3 separate regions of the Homo sapiens genome follow, and all the other regions are linked to region 1. A link is a contact called in ENCODE Hi-C or POLR2A ChIA-PET data. All regions are on one chromosome and are shown on one strand. Each heading gives the region's core, a stretch centred on a gene start or an enhancer-like site at or near the end of the contact. The rest is flanking DNA. Distances are from core to core; before and after follow the strand shown.

Evidence for each region. A loop is a pair of places that touch in the nucleus more often than their neighbours do. ChIA-PET counts read pairs that join two places held with the same protein, here RNA polymerase II (POLR2A). Pooled maps may share reads with other maps.
Region 2: a pooled map shows a loop between it and region 1 (6-fold over the local background). The contact joins the promoter of H4C8 here to the promoter of ZSCAN16-AS1 in region 1. A Hi-C loop is called at or near these places in 6 of 50 pooled maps. POLR2A ChIA-PET finds 5 or more read pairs at or near these places in 2 of 52 experiments (T-cell and WTC11).
Region 3: a pooled map shows a loop between it and region 1 (5-fold over the local background). The contact joins the enhancer-like site here to the promoter of ZSCAN16-AS1 in region 1. A Hi-C loop is called at or near these places in 4 of 50 pooled maps. POLR2A ChIA-PET finds 5 or more read pairs at or near these places in 2 of 52 experiments (HEK293 and common myeloid progenitor, CD34-positive).

Annotation. Positions count from the first base shown.
Region 1 is chr6:28,135,466-28,139,909 of GRCh38, forward strand. ZSCAN16-AS1 (ZSCAN16 antisense RNA 1) reads right to left here and starts at 1,851. Exons shown (of 2, transcript NR_103456.1): 1 at 1,280-1,851. RefSeq lists an enhancer at 2,022-2,211.
Region 2 is chr6:26,283,430-26,287,873 of GRCh38, forward strand. H4C8 (H4 clustered histone 8) reads right to left here and starts at 2,105. Exons shown (of 1, transcript NM_003543.4): 1 at 1,697-2,105. The coding sequence starts at 2,070. The coding sequence ends at 1,759. TRX-CAT1-2 (tRNA-iMet (anticodon CAT) 1-2) reads left to right here and starts at 3,097; the gene lies at 3,097-3,168. It overlaps LOC124901287 (a long non-coding RNA gene), which reads left to right and starts at 2,251. Exons shown (of 2, transcript XR_007059520.1): 1 at 2,251-2,624. RefSeq lists enhancers at 946-1,681, 1,390-2,589, 1,682-2,417, 1,796-1,955, 2,106-2,495 and a silencer at 2,836-2,885.
Region 3 is chr6:26,471,909-26,476,352 of GRCh38, forward strand. It overlaps LOC285819 (a long non-coding RNA gene), which reads right to left. Exons shown (of 4, transcript NR_038992.1): 3 at 4,244-4,444; 4 at 36-285. It also overlaps a transcript of BTN2A1 not described here. Among named protein-coding and RNA genes, the nearest start is that of BTN2A1, 16 kb to the left of the region's middle. RefSeq lists an enhancer at 1,927-1,976. Within about 2 kb of position 2,328, at least 41 of the 41 ENCODE cell types and tissues checked have a DNase peak (open chromatin) inside an H3K27ac peak, as active enhancers do.

The DNA.
Region 1 (4,444 bases), core at 601-3,100:
GGTAATGCAAAGTCTCTGAATAGGGATGAATTTGGTGTGTTACAGGAACTGAAAAAGGCCACGTGTTGAAAGCACTGGATTAAGGGGAAGGTGACACAAGATTAGGTTAGAGAGGTGAACAGGGGCCAGGATGTGTATTCTAAACGTGATGGGGAACTACTAGAAGGGAGGAACATAATCCAATGTTTGTTTAGAAAAGATCATTCTGGCTCCTTAAAGAGGCAAGAATGAGAAAAGAGCAGAAGTAAGGAAATCAGTCCAGAGGCTACTGTAGTAACCCAAGTGAAAGAAGGTAGTGGCATGGACCATGGGTTCACAGTGGATATAAAGAGAAACAAACAGACTTAACGTACATTTTGGAGATGAAAATATAATCTTGCTCATTGTTGTAGATTCCTAAATTCTGCTTGAAAAGATGTTTCTGTATTAGGTTAAACAAATGAAATCCCTGTTTTTGTGGGTCAAAATGGTTAAATACCAGAAATGTAAAATGATTTAACCTAATAGAAACAAATAACGACAGAGAAGAATCAGAGGAATGATACAGGAGAAGGGACGTTGAAATGGGGCTTATTTATTAAAATGAAAATTTTTATTGTTCTCCTTAAATCTCTGTGGAAGCCACCCTTATCAAAAAAAAAAAAAAAAACCCTTTGTTGAAAGGCAAATTGCCAACAAACCCGATGAGATTCAGAACACTGCTGCAATAACATATCTCTGTAGAAACTTATACTTCCATCTGGATAGCAAATTTCCTAAGCTGATAAAACCAGGTTATCAATGAAAGGCCAGAGTACAGAATTTAAAGGAAGAATGCCTGGGTATGAATCTTTGTTCTGCCAGTTACTAGTTATATGACCTTGGCTAATACATTTTTCTCTCTGTGCCTCAGGTTCCCCATCTGTAAAACAGTATTATAATGATATCTACCTCATAAAGTAGGAATTAAATGAGTGACCAAATGTGAAGGGTTTAGAACAGTGGCTGGCCCATAATGTTAAAGTCTTAGCCCCTAACAGCGCACTTAGATCTTTTTGTTAGCATTAAATTCAGCATTTTCTTCCTATCAAAGCTGCTTAAATCAGTTAACTGGCATTTGATCTTCGTGGGCTCATTGTATTGTTGCTGTTGTGTATCTTTTTAAATAATACTCGTAATCTTAACAATTAGCATAATTTTGAACCGCTCCCTAATACCTAACCCCAATCCCAAACCGGACGGTCGAGCCTATCCACCGGCAGAGAACACCACCCAATCTCGCCCTCACTCTGACACTCACCGGCCAGACCTTTTCTTCCGTCCGTTTTCTGCCTCTGGCCCAGGGCCCAGCTCACGTAGCGTTTTCGGGGGCTGTTTGGGAACCGTTAGCAACCGGAAGTGGCTAGAGGTCGCGAGAGAACTGAAAAAGGGGACCGGCCTTTCCCGGCTGCCTAAGCACTTGGGTTCCGGCCTGGAAGGAGGCCCAGGGCTCCCACAAAGAGAAATAAGGGACCTATTTGGATGGATCCCAAGAAACACTGTCTGGCATCTGATTTGAACGAGGCTCGGCGCAGCCGGGCCCTTTTCGCAAAGTAGGCCCACTGCAGACCTGTGGGAACCTCCGGGATGCCTGGGGACCCGCATCTGCCGCTACCCGCAATTTCCTATCCCGACCCTCTCTGCAGTTGTCGACCCCGGCCGGCGGCTTTGAGCGTGGGGTCCCGCAGACCCTGGCACCTAGGGGGCCGAAGCCGAGGGATCTTGGGGTAGAAGAGCGGTCCTACAGAGCTGCCGCTTCGAAAGAGCCCCCAATCGACCGCTGATGGGGAATGGAGGATTTTGCTGTTTTATTGCAGCCCGCCCCCGGAGAAAGGCGGGCTCGGACGTTCTTGACTTTAGGATAGACTGGGGAGGGGTGCCGAGGAGCGTTCTTCCCTTTACGTCTCGCGGTCGCAGACTGTATTTGCTGGTGCCCTGCTCACTGTGATCTCGCAGGACCTTGCGGACTTACGGAGACGAAAAGTGGCCTACTTTGAGCTTCTCTGATCCTTAGGGGAAATGAGTGTCCAAAGAGAAATAGGTGCAGAGTGCCGGCACTAGAATTCTTTAAACCTGGATTCAAATTCTGACTCCACCACTCTCCAGTTAGGACTGAGGGCAATTTATTTTTAACTTCTCCAAGCCTCTGTTTACTCGTTTATGTAACTCAGGCTAATAACGTAGTGTCTATTTCATAGGGTGGCTTTGACTATTAAGTGTGAGAGTGCATGTAAGAACAGTCTAAGGGAATTTCCCTGCCTTTCCCCTTGTCTGCTGTCACTCTCATCCGTGTTAGACAAATGGAATTAATTAACCAACTTCCGCTTTTCTGAAGCACGGGTAAAGAGTGAAGTGCAGGACTTGGGTAAAGGAAAAACCAAGAAGGATGCAAAAGATGGATGGTCATTGTGAGATCCACAGAGGTGCTCATCCCAGCACTTTCACCTCACTTGGCATCTGTCACATGGTGGGTGCTTGATAAGTACATGGGTGAATGAGGACCTACCTAAGCAGAAGGAATTATTGAATAAGACTAGAATTGCAGGGAGAGGATGAATCAGATTGATTAGCTACTTGACAAAAAAAGGCAAACCACTCTTCCTGTCAGAAATGTATGGCACATCTGCATATTTCAAGGGCTGCCACTTACTGCAACTGGGAAGGAGATCTCAGAACCGACACCTCAACTATGGAAGCTTTAATCTATTGACAGCAAATGCAACATAGCAAGTAATATAAGACAGAATGTGATCAGTGCAAAATCGAATAATAAAGTCTTGAGAGGGGGTTATTAGAATAATAGACGAGTGTTTAGATTGAGTAGTGAGCAATGAGATAAGTCCTTTGACTTGGGGGTACAGGGGAATTATGACCAGGGGTATGGGATAGGGAGAAGGTCATTCTGGAAGGCAATAAAAGGCAGACAGGACGCTAGTGGTAGAAAAAAAGGAAAACACTTGTTTATCAATGTAAATCAATGGCGGAAGAATTACATATGACATATGCTATTGAGGAATACCTTTCAACCGTTCAAATGACAAAAGGAGTGTCAGAACAATATATATTCCATTTTTGTTGAAAAAATTTGTTTATATAGATATAATTTGTGGGGTATTTGTACAAGAAAAGGATGCACTCCAAACTTAACAGTGATTACCCCATATTGAAAATTGTGAAACTTTTACCCTACTTGCAAGCTAACAATTTAACTTGCCACAGTTTTATGGATACTAACAGAAGACACTGGACTCCTGCGTCAGAGACAGAAGACTTTATTACTTAATAACACAGGCATCATAAGCTTTATATTCCCTTGTTCCCAAAGCTTATGTTCCCAAAGCCCACAGAGGGGCCTAAGCTTGGCATTCCCCTGCTAGGATGGAACAGTGGGTTTGCAACCTAGCAGAGGAATGCCAAGCTTAGGAAGCCCAACCTTTGCTCAGCCTTGCCCCAGAATGAGCCATTATCTTTATTATCCTGGTCAGGAAACAACTGTGATCTAGAAGGAGATACAAACATCCTTGAAAACCTAACCTCAAAGAAAAATCTACCATAAGACTAGGAGTAATTTGAGAAGCCATTAAAGAATTATCTCCCAACATTCTAGGTAAATACTATTTGAGGGTGGAGATGTCAGCTTTTAAGAATTTTATATAATATTAATCTTTATCATGTTTCATTTATTTTTAAAAATACAAAAAATAAAAGGCAAGCATAGAAGTTTAAATTTTACTTAGAGATAAGGAACCACTCAGGGTCAGTGATTGGAAGAATGATAATGATATTTAAGGACCACGTCTTGTATAGTTAGGAAGGCTATCTCAAGGCTGTTGCAGTCACATAGGTGTGAAGTAATTAGAACTGAGGATGGTGGTTATATTAATGGAGAAAAGTAACACTTCAAAGGAGAAATCTGGCTCTGATAATTTCTCCTTTATCTCCATGTTTCATTGAGTAAACTAAGGAAGCCTCTCAAGCCTGAATAACTTAGAAATTGGCGATATTATCAACCATTCTAACGGATATGTGGTGGTAACTCATTGAGGTTTTAACTTTGCATTTCCCTGATGAATAATGGTTACTTTTTAGTGTGCATACTGGCCATTCTTTTATCTTTTGTAAAGAAAGTGTTTAAATCTTTTGCCTATTGGTGTTGAATTATCTTATTCATTAAATTGTGAGAGTTCTTTATATATTCTGGATAGTTCTTTGTCAGATAGATGTATTACAAATATTTTTCAGTGTGTAGCTTTTTCTTCACTTTCTTAATGGTGCTTTTTTTGAGAAGATTTAAATTTTGATGAGAATTTAAGTTTAAAATTTTGAAGTCAAATTTATCAGTTTTATCTATTACAATCAGTGTCTGTGTGTCCAGTTTGAGAAAACTACCTATGGCATGACGCTATTTTACTTCCTATGTGTACAC
Region 2 (4,444 bases), core at 855-3,354, 1.9 Mb before region 1:
AGCTCTGATAACATCGTTCTTTTCATATTAATGTACAAGTGCATATCTTTAAAAAAGATGAAACCCTAACTCCATTGATTTTCTCGATTTCAAAGTTATAACCCTACAATTTGCTTGCTGACCACAAAGAGGAAAAATCTGATTTTACAATGGAACTATCATCCTAAAGCAGCAATTGTCCTATTATCTTCAACGTAGATAAACCAGACATATGTCTCTGTATAAACTGACAAGCATATTAACCTGATTTCAACTAAGTATATAAAAGTCACTTCTGCTCAGGACAGAGTATAGAAGCCAAGTAAAATGATGCCGTAAGAAAAGCCAATCCAGGCCGGGCGCGGTGGCTCACGCCTGTAATCCCAACACTTTGGGAAGCCGAGGCGGGCGGATCACGAGCTCAAGAGATGGAGACCATTCTGGCCAACATGGTGAAACCCCACCTATACTTAAAAATACCAAAATTAGCTGGGCGTGGTGGCGCGAGCCTGTAGTCACTTGGGAGGCTAAGGCAGTAGAATCGCTTGAACTCGGGAGGCAGAAGTTCCAGTGAGCCGAGATCACGCCACTTCACTCCAGCATGGCGAAGGTGAGACTCCGCCTCAAAAAAGGAAAAAAAAAGCCAATCCAAATCTCCTACAAGTTTGGTCTCTAGCAAATCATTGTCCTGATGCCTGAATGTGTACTTTTTCAAAAGGCGATCATTGCTGGTTAAGAATTTAAGTTTTCGTGGCCGGGCGCAGTGCCTCATGCCTGTAATCCCAACACTTTTGGGAGGTCGAGGCGGGTGGATCACGAGATCAGGAGTTCGAGACCAGCCTGGCCAACATGGTGAAACCCCATCTCTACTAAAAACACAAAAATTAGGCGGGCGGCTGTAATACCAGCTATTCAGGAGGCTGAGGCAGGAGAATCGCTTGAAACTGTAAGGCGGAGGTTGCGGTGAGCCGAAATCGCGCCACTGCACTCCAGCCTGGATGAAAGAGCAAAACTCCGTCTCAACAACAACAAAATAAGTTATGGTGATGTTTCTATATTGCTCACTAAGCGGTACCCTACCTTTTAATATTTTCGTAATATTCAAAAACACATTTTAAGTCTATTGGAAACAATACTTGCAAGCTCTCAAGTGAACATTTATATTGTTACCCCACACTGCCTTTTGTAGACGAGTTTTGTCACCAAGTCAAAAGCAGCAGCGCGCACGCCGCCTGGACTTGGGTCTGCGATCCTACTCACGCAGATGTGTTGCGCTCACGGATTCGCCTTGGTTTAAGGCCCGCCGTCTGGGTGCGAGCTTTCTTTGTTTTTAGCCCTTCCCGCCATTTTGGAAAGGGTAACTTGCAGTCTCTCCGCGAAGTTTCCAACTTCTGTAGTCTTTGAGAACCTTACGAACGCTTCAAGCTTAAACTGAAGGAGGAAGGCCCACGGGAATTATAAACTGTCACAATCCAGCTTACTCACTGATATCTAGTGTTAAAATGCCACAAGAAAGCTAAACATATTCAACATACCAACTTCCCTCAAGCAGAAAACAGTGGCTTTAAGTACTTTATGCCCAAATCCTAAACATGCGAGATTAAGCACGAGTAATTAAACGTTACCTGCAAATCTACACATGTGCACAGTAACTACTTCTCAGCAAAAATCTGGAACAAAGCAGGATAACAAGATGTCTGCTCTTTTATGAAAAAAGTGGGCGGCCCTGAAAAGGGCCTTTGGTTGAAAATGAAAATAAGAGTGCAGCAAGCAGGAGCCTTAGCCACCGAAGCCGTAAAGAGTGCGTCCCTGTCGCTTCAGCGCGTAGACCACATCCATTGCTGTCACGGTCTTGCGTTTGGCGTGCTCTGTGTAAGTGACAGCGTCACGAATCACGTTCTCCAGGAACACCTTCAGAACACCACGAGTCTCCTCATAGATAAGGCCAGAAATTCGCTTGACACCGCCGCGACGAGCAAGGCGCCGGATAGCTGGCTTAGTGATGCCCTGGATGTTATCGCGCAAAACCTTGCGATGACGCTTAGCTCCTCCCTTACCCAAACCTTTTCCACCTTTACCACGGCCAGACATGACTAAGCAACTTCTAAAACCAACTTAAGAAACCTAAACGCCAAGGCAAAGCAACGCCCTTATATGCCGGGAATTCGGACCTAATTGAAGACTGAAAGCGCGCATACCGGAACTTTGGTCCTGCTTCTTGGCCCCACCCCGCATAGCCCAGCCCTGGATGACGTCACCAACGACTCCAGCCTTTGGCATCTGAGCGCCGGCTCCGCGGAGGCGTCTCTTGCAATTGCTGGGAAATAGGAATGAGAGTTTTAAGGCTGTTTTAACAACCAAATCAGATTAAATAAATTAACATGTTTAAATTGTTATCAATTGTTCCTTCAGTTGCTTTAGGACGATTGGAGAGGAGCCTCGGTCCACAAGACCGGAAGCCTGAGGAGTGCAGCTTTGTCCCCAAGGTCACAGTGACTGGCTTTCTGCTGCCGGCTGTAAAGCACATGCGGACCGAAACCCCCCTTCGGAAGTGTTTGAAAACTGCAAGATTTCACCCTCTCCATCACCAAGCCAAGGGAAACATAACCAAAAGGGTTTTCTTCCCGATGGCGAAGGCATGATAGGTTAGTGATTCGTGGTAGAATTATTGCCCTCCGCGCGGAGGCCTGATTCTATTCCCAGTTTGTTCTCTTCTTTCCCTGCTTATTAAAATTTGTAATTGCCATTTAAATATCTAACTGCCCCTCACAACTGCACCCAGTGTGTAGGTTTCGGGGTGGGGGTTTTTTTTTTTCCTTTTTTTAATTTTATTGAGACAGGGTCTCGCTATGTTGCCTGCCTGGGTCTTCCAAAGTGCAGTGACTACAGGCGTGAGCTACCGCGCCTAGCCCACCAGTGTATTGATATTTATTTTTCTATCCCTAGTTTTGTTTTCTGTTTGATTCTGGTGATTCCTTTTTCCAAAGTGAGTTGGCAACCTGTGGTAGCCAAAGAAGTAGGCAACTGCTCGTAGGTTTTTTCTTAAATTACGAGGTAGTCTGAACGCATCTCCTGTAAGTAGTTAAGAGTACTGTGAGACCGTGTGCCTGGCAGAACAGCAGAGTGGCGCAGCGGAAGCGTGCTGGGCCCATAACCCAGAGGTCGATGGATCGAAACCATCCTCTGCTAGGTCCTTTTTTTTTCTCCCCCCCCGTCTATTTTCCTGAGGATCCCTTTTTTTTAAGTTACAGTTTTTTAGGTTAAACAATGACGAAAGAAAACAAAATGAACCCGAGTATTTCTTTAATTCCAGAATTACAAGCATTTCCGGGAAATAATGTGAAACTACAATCTCTGCATGTACAATTTTGATTTTCATGGACACCCAAGTGTCATTAATCAATATGTCATCTGTAAACAAAGCAAATTTCTCTTGTTTAGAGGCTATACCACTGTTGCAGCCAGTTATGACAGTTGTAAGTTAACCTGCCAAGCAAGGAGAATGCTTACATAAACTGAGTGCCAAGGGTGGGGTGGGGTGGGAGCCCAGGAATGGAGTTTTATATCTTTTGATACATAATTCAGAAAGCACTATTTGCCAAGTAGTTAAGGCAATCGACTAGGAATTCCTAAATCCCCACACAGATTCTTTTCACCTACAAGGATCTTAATCTCGGAAAATGAGTTGCATTTTGAGGTGGGTGTGGAGTCTTCATAGCACTGATTGAACTCTGACCTGAGAAAAACATTTTTGCGGACCCTACTGGTAAATGTGTCTCTACTCTCTACCATCCTTTAATATCTCAAATAGAACTATTCGCTGTGCTTATTTTTTAAACATATGTGTGGACTGCTTTATGCTTCTCTCTCTCAGAAAGGATTCCTATTCAGATATTTATGTGTCACATACTGTATTAGGAACTAAGAAAAAAAAAAAACCTTAAGTAGTCTACAGTCTAGATATGCTTTTGTTGTTTTTGTTTTTTGTTTTTTGTTTGTTTATTTGTTTTTGAGATGAAGTCTCACTCTTGTTGCCCAGGCTGGAGTGCAGTGGCACGATCTTGGCTCATTGCAACCTCCACCTCCTGGGCTCAAGAGATTCTCCTGCCTCAGCCTCCCAAGTAGCTGGGATTACAGGTGCCTGCCATCACACTCAGCTAATTTTTGTATTTTTAATAAAGGCAGGGTTTTACCATGTTGGCCAAGCTAGTCTTGAACTCCTAACCTCAGGCAATCCGCCAGCCTTGGCCTCCCAAACTGCTGGGATTACAGGCTTAAGCCAACGCACCTGGCCCATATGCTTTTAAACAAGTAAATATGTAGAGTGCAATACAGTAATTCTGTGAAAGGATTGTACACTAAGTGCACTGGGAATAAGGAAAATAGTGCTTGTAATCCCATGACCACCCACTAATTCAGTAATTCACCAGAAGTAATCACATGACTCAGCATACTCTCAGTTAAG
Region 3 (4,444 bases), core at 1,078-3,577, 1.7 Mb before region 1:
CCTATATGTTTGAAGAGTTTCATGATACACTGTAGTGGGTAGAGGGAAGAATTGTATTTTGTTATTAATAACAGTCCTGAATATCATTGGCTTTGACAAAATGAGGACTTCTTTTCATGTCAATAAATATGGATGGTGGCCATCAAGGGCTGATCTGAGAGCTTGAAATGTCATACATGCCCCAGCTTAGTTCTGTCTTTATTTTCTTCTGTCTTAGCATGTGGCTTGCATCTTCAATGTTGCCTCATGGTCACAAAAGGGCTGCCCAGCTCCAAAGTCCATATTCTAGATAAGAGGAAGTAGAAAGTAAGGGGAGTGTAAGGGTCTACCAGCTGTTTTAGCCTCCCCTTAAATAATCTGTCTGATAAACTTCCACCCTCAAGCAATTGGCTCAAACTTAGTCCCTTGGCTTCCCCTGTCTACAAATGAGATGGACACCTTGCAATAAGAAAATGGGATTTTATTACTGAGAAAAGTAGATCTGTTATTGAACAAGCAGCCAGCCAACTCTACCACAGAGCCTAAATTCAAACTGTTGTAGTATCATTTTCTACCAGCCAAGGTTTCAGCTAAGTCCTAGGAGTTTTAATTACTTTAAGGGTCTGTTTTATAACATAAACAAATGATAGGCCTTTATATTTTATTTGTGACCCAACTAAAGTTGCAAGTGCTAGTGATACAGGATTTTTATTTGTCACTTTGCAAGCAGGGGACCTCTGGCCAGCAACACCCCACCCAAGCCTCGCTTGGCTAAACTGGCATGCCCCAGCTCACCTGTGTTATAGCTTATACCCACGTTCAGCAGTTCCTGAGCTCTTGTACCATGCCCAAGAAGAATGAGGATACACTAGACGTTGAAGGGTGAGGAGGGCTGAGAAGAATTTTATCAAGCGACTGAACAGCTCTCAGCAGAGAGGGGATGCTGGCACCCCTACCTGAAGGCAGGAAAGCTCCCCCTGTGTGGCTGGGTCCAGGCCTGTTTTATGGACTCAGAATGGGAAGTGTGTGCTGAATGGTTTGTGAGTATGCAAAAAAGGTTAAAGTGAAGACACCACTCAAAGATGGCCACAACAGTGTAAAAAAACAATTAGGAAAGTGTGGGTATATGGAAAGTAGTTGAAGGGTGGGGACCAATCAGAGGAAAGTGCACCAAACAGGAAGACAAGTTCTCAACAAGTTCTCAATTTGGGCTGAGGATTTACCTTGTAGTTTGGCTTTCAGGCTTTAAACTGTCTTCAGCTTGGAGGTGGGGTATCACTGGGGACCCATTGCTACCTGCCTAGGCATCTGACTGCCTCCTGTCTGCTATCACTAGGTCCCAAGGTTTGTAGCAAGGACCCCTTACAAAGACATCCCCCACAGTCTACCCAAAGGTTAACCTTAGAACATATTTCATTGTCAGAGTGAGAAACAAATACACATGAAAATACAGTATGGCACAAATAAGGAGCAAGAGGTGAAGAAAGCTTCAGTCACACCCAAAATAATTTTGTGAAAAATATAAAATATGCAGTTATAGACAGCACTAACTCTGGATACCAGAAAATTCTATAATTCGGTAATGGATCTGAGACCTGAATTTTGGAGGTACTAAAATAGATGCAATAGATCTAGTTTTCATTATGTTCATACTTTCATTTGGCTCTGTGGTAAAAGATGATAATATCCAAAACAAAAGATGATAATATCCTCCATGTAACAATTACATGCAAGGGGATGTCTGCAAACTGCCACAGTATCATTTTAATTAATACCTATCTTCTCTTCTTAAAATCTTTTCATTTTTCCACTCAGTTCTCCTGATATTTCTGTTATGATATAAAAGACAGCTGAATGTGAAGAAACACTGATTGTACACGTAACACACACATTAATGATTCAAATATGTAAACACAGAGAGCTGCAAACACTTTGAGAGGTAGGGCTGAAACTTTTCGTCAATGTGTACAATTCAATATCGTTTCAGTTTTCATTCTAACCGTCCCCAGTGGCTTCTGCCCAGCAACTGATGAGAAATGGTACCTCTGAGCCAATCAAAACACGAATTCCTACAAAGAGGATTCTCTTAGTGTTTCTCGGACCGAGTGTACAGCACATGCTTTCTTTTCCTTTATTCTGGATCAGAGAATCTTAACTAAAGCAGAAATAATTGTGTTAAATTAAACTAAATTTGGTATGAGATATGTATACATTTAGCCTGAGGGATGGCTCTTGAGCCCTTAAATAATGAACTGCAACCTAACTTAGTATGTAAACTAACTGAAAGCTTAAGGCATGGGAGTATACTTTTGTAACAAATAGCTGAGTCTCAGCCAATCCCAGTAGCCGAACTTCAGTCGGCGGCAGTCAACCCTGCAGCCAAGTGATCAGACTATGTTCAAATAAGGCCAACTCTGAGCTGTAACCAATTAAGCTGTTTCTGTGTGTCACTTCCCTTGTGGAATGGAGCTCACTGAACCTCTCTGATGGCTGCCCGATCGTTCTGATGGTTTGCAAATTGTTCTTTGTTCAAATTAAACCCTGCTAAATTTAATTTGTCTAAAGTTTTTATTAACAACAGAAAACTATTGATTACCTTTTTTTGTGGGCTATGATTTTCAGATAGGAATATTAAGGAGTAAGTGGGGAAAATTGCTTAGAGCCAGGGCTACAAGGCCTGGAAGAAAAGGGACTGAAAAGCTGAGAGGGGAACTGGCACAGAGAAAGGGGTGAGGATGGAGAGGGTAGAATGCAAAGAGTAAGGACCTGAAGAGGCTGAGATTTGGCTGAAGAGGGACAACCTGAATAGAGAAACCTTCCAACTGCATGTTCTTAGGAACTAATTACAGTCAGAAAGGAGCAAAGACTCCTTTTTTTTTTTTTTGTCAGAGTCTCACTGTTGCCCAGGCTGGAGTGCAGTGACACAATCTCGGCTCACTGCAGCATCCACCTTCCCAGCCAAGCAATTCTCTGGCCTCAGCCTCCGGAGTAGCTGGGAATACAGGCATACGCCACCACACCTGGCAAATTTTTTGTATTTTTAATAGAGACGGGGTTTCACCATGTTGGCCAGGCTGGCCGGCCAGGCTGGTACTGAACTCCTGACCTCAAGTGATCCACCCACCTTGGCCTCCCAAAGTGCTGTGATTACAGGCATGAGCCACTGCCCCCAGCCAGGAGACGAAAAGACTCCTAAAATATCTCCTGGTTATGTTTAGGAACATATTCCAAAAGGTTCTAAAAAGAGATGTGCCTTAAAGATTCATATGTATATTGTAAATTTTCAACTCCATATTTTCTAGATGTCCCCAACATCCCCACAACAGCCCGTCAACACCCTGCCCAGGTGACCAAGTACACCAGTGCAACAGGGCTGGTTCCTGCCTGCTTGCCCTTGCTTAACTGTGACCTAGTGACCTCCTCCCATCTTTTGATCTTTATTCCTCTAGTTCACTTCCTTTGTCACTATCTCTCCACCCACACCTACTTGCCTTAATCACCTTAACAGCAAAGGCTGAATTATTGTAAACAAAAGGAGTCTGTCTTTTTAGTGCATGGGTCCCCAAGTATGTATATATGAATATGCAATGAACCCCAGGATACTAAGCTTCACTTAAGGATTTTTTCCTACAAGGACTCAGCTGTCACATTTGGGGGCATTTTGTTTTGTTTTGTGAATGTTTAACCAAGCTAATGGAGGAACTATTGGTACAATGAACTCAAAAAATGTACAGGATCAGCAGGGCATAGTGGCTCACGCCTGTAATTTCAGCACTTTGAGAGGCTGAGTTGGGAGGATCACTTGAGCCCAAAAGTTCAAGATCAGACTGGGAAACATAGTGAGACTTCATCTCTAAAAAATTAAAATAAAATAAAATAAATACAAGGAAAAAAGAAAAATGTACTGGATTGAGGGGAAAAATTTATGATGCAAACAGAAGAGCATTTATGATTGAAGTGAGAGAAGGATAATGGGGGAGGATGGTGAAAGAACATCAATCTAAATTTATATTTAAATTTACATGAATCCAGTGCAGGCAGCATCTCAGGGGAGGGAGGAGTCTATTTTTCTGTTGATTTCCTGGGCTAAATTCCTGACTGACTCATTGCTGAAAGTAAATAACATATTATTATAGTTGAAAGATTTTTTTTTAGTGTAGTGATTTCAAACTGTGCTCATTTATATGCAACCCATGAACGCCTCCCTTCTCCTATGTCTCCTTTTGAGTTGTAGGGCCAGTTTGAAGCTTTATATATCATTTACCAAACTTAGGGTGGTGAGTGGGTGCTGATGGCAGCCTGGTTTGAAAATCTCCACTGGAGAGAAGACACAGCAGGATTCAGATGCAAATGACCAGAGCACTCCAAGTTGGAAAGAACTGCTGAGCGGGTCTGTAGAGCCCATCGCTCTCTCCTGTCTATTCATCAGCTAGGCTGAAGCTCCTGACAGACTCACACCAGTATC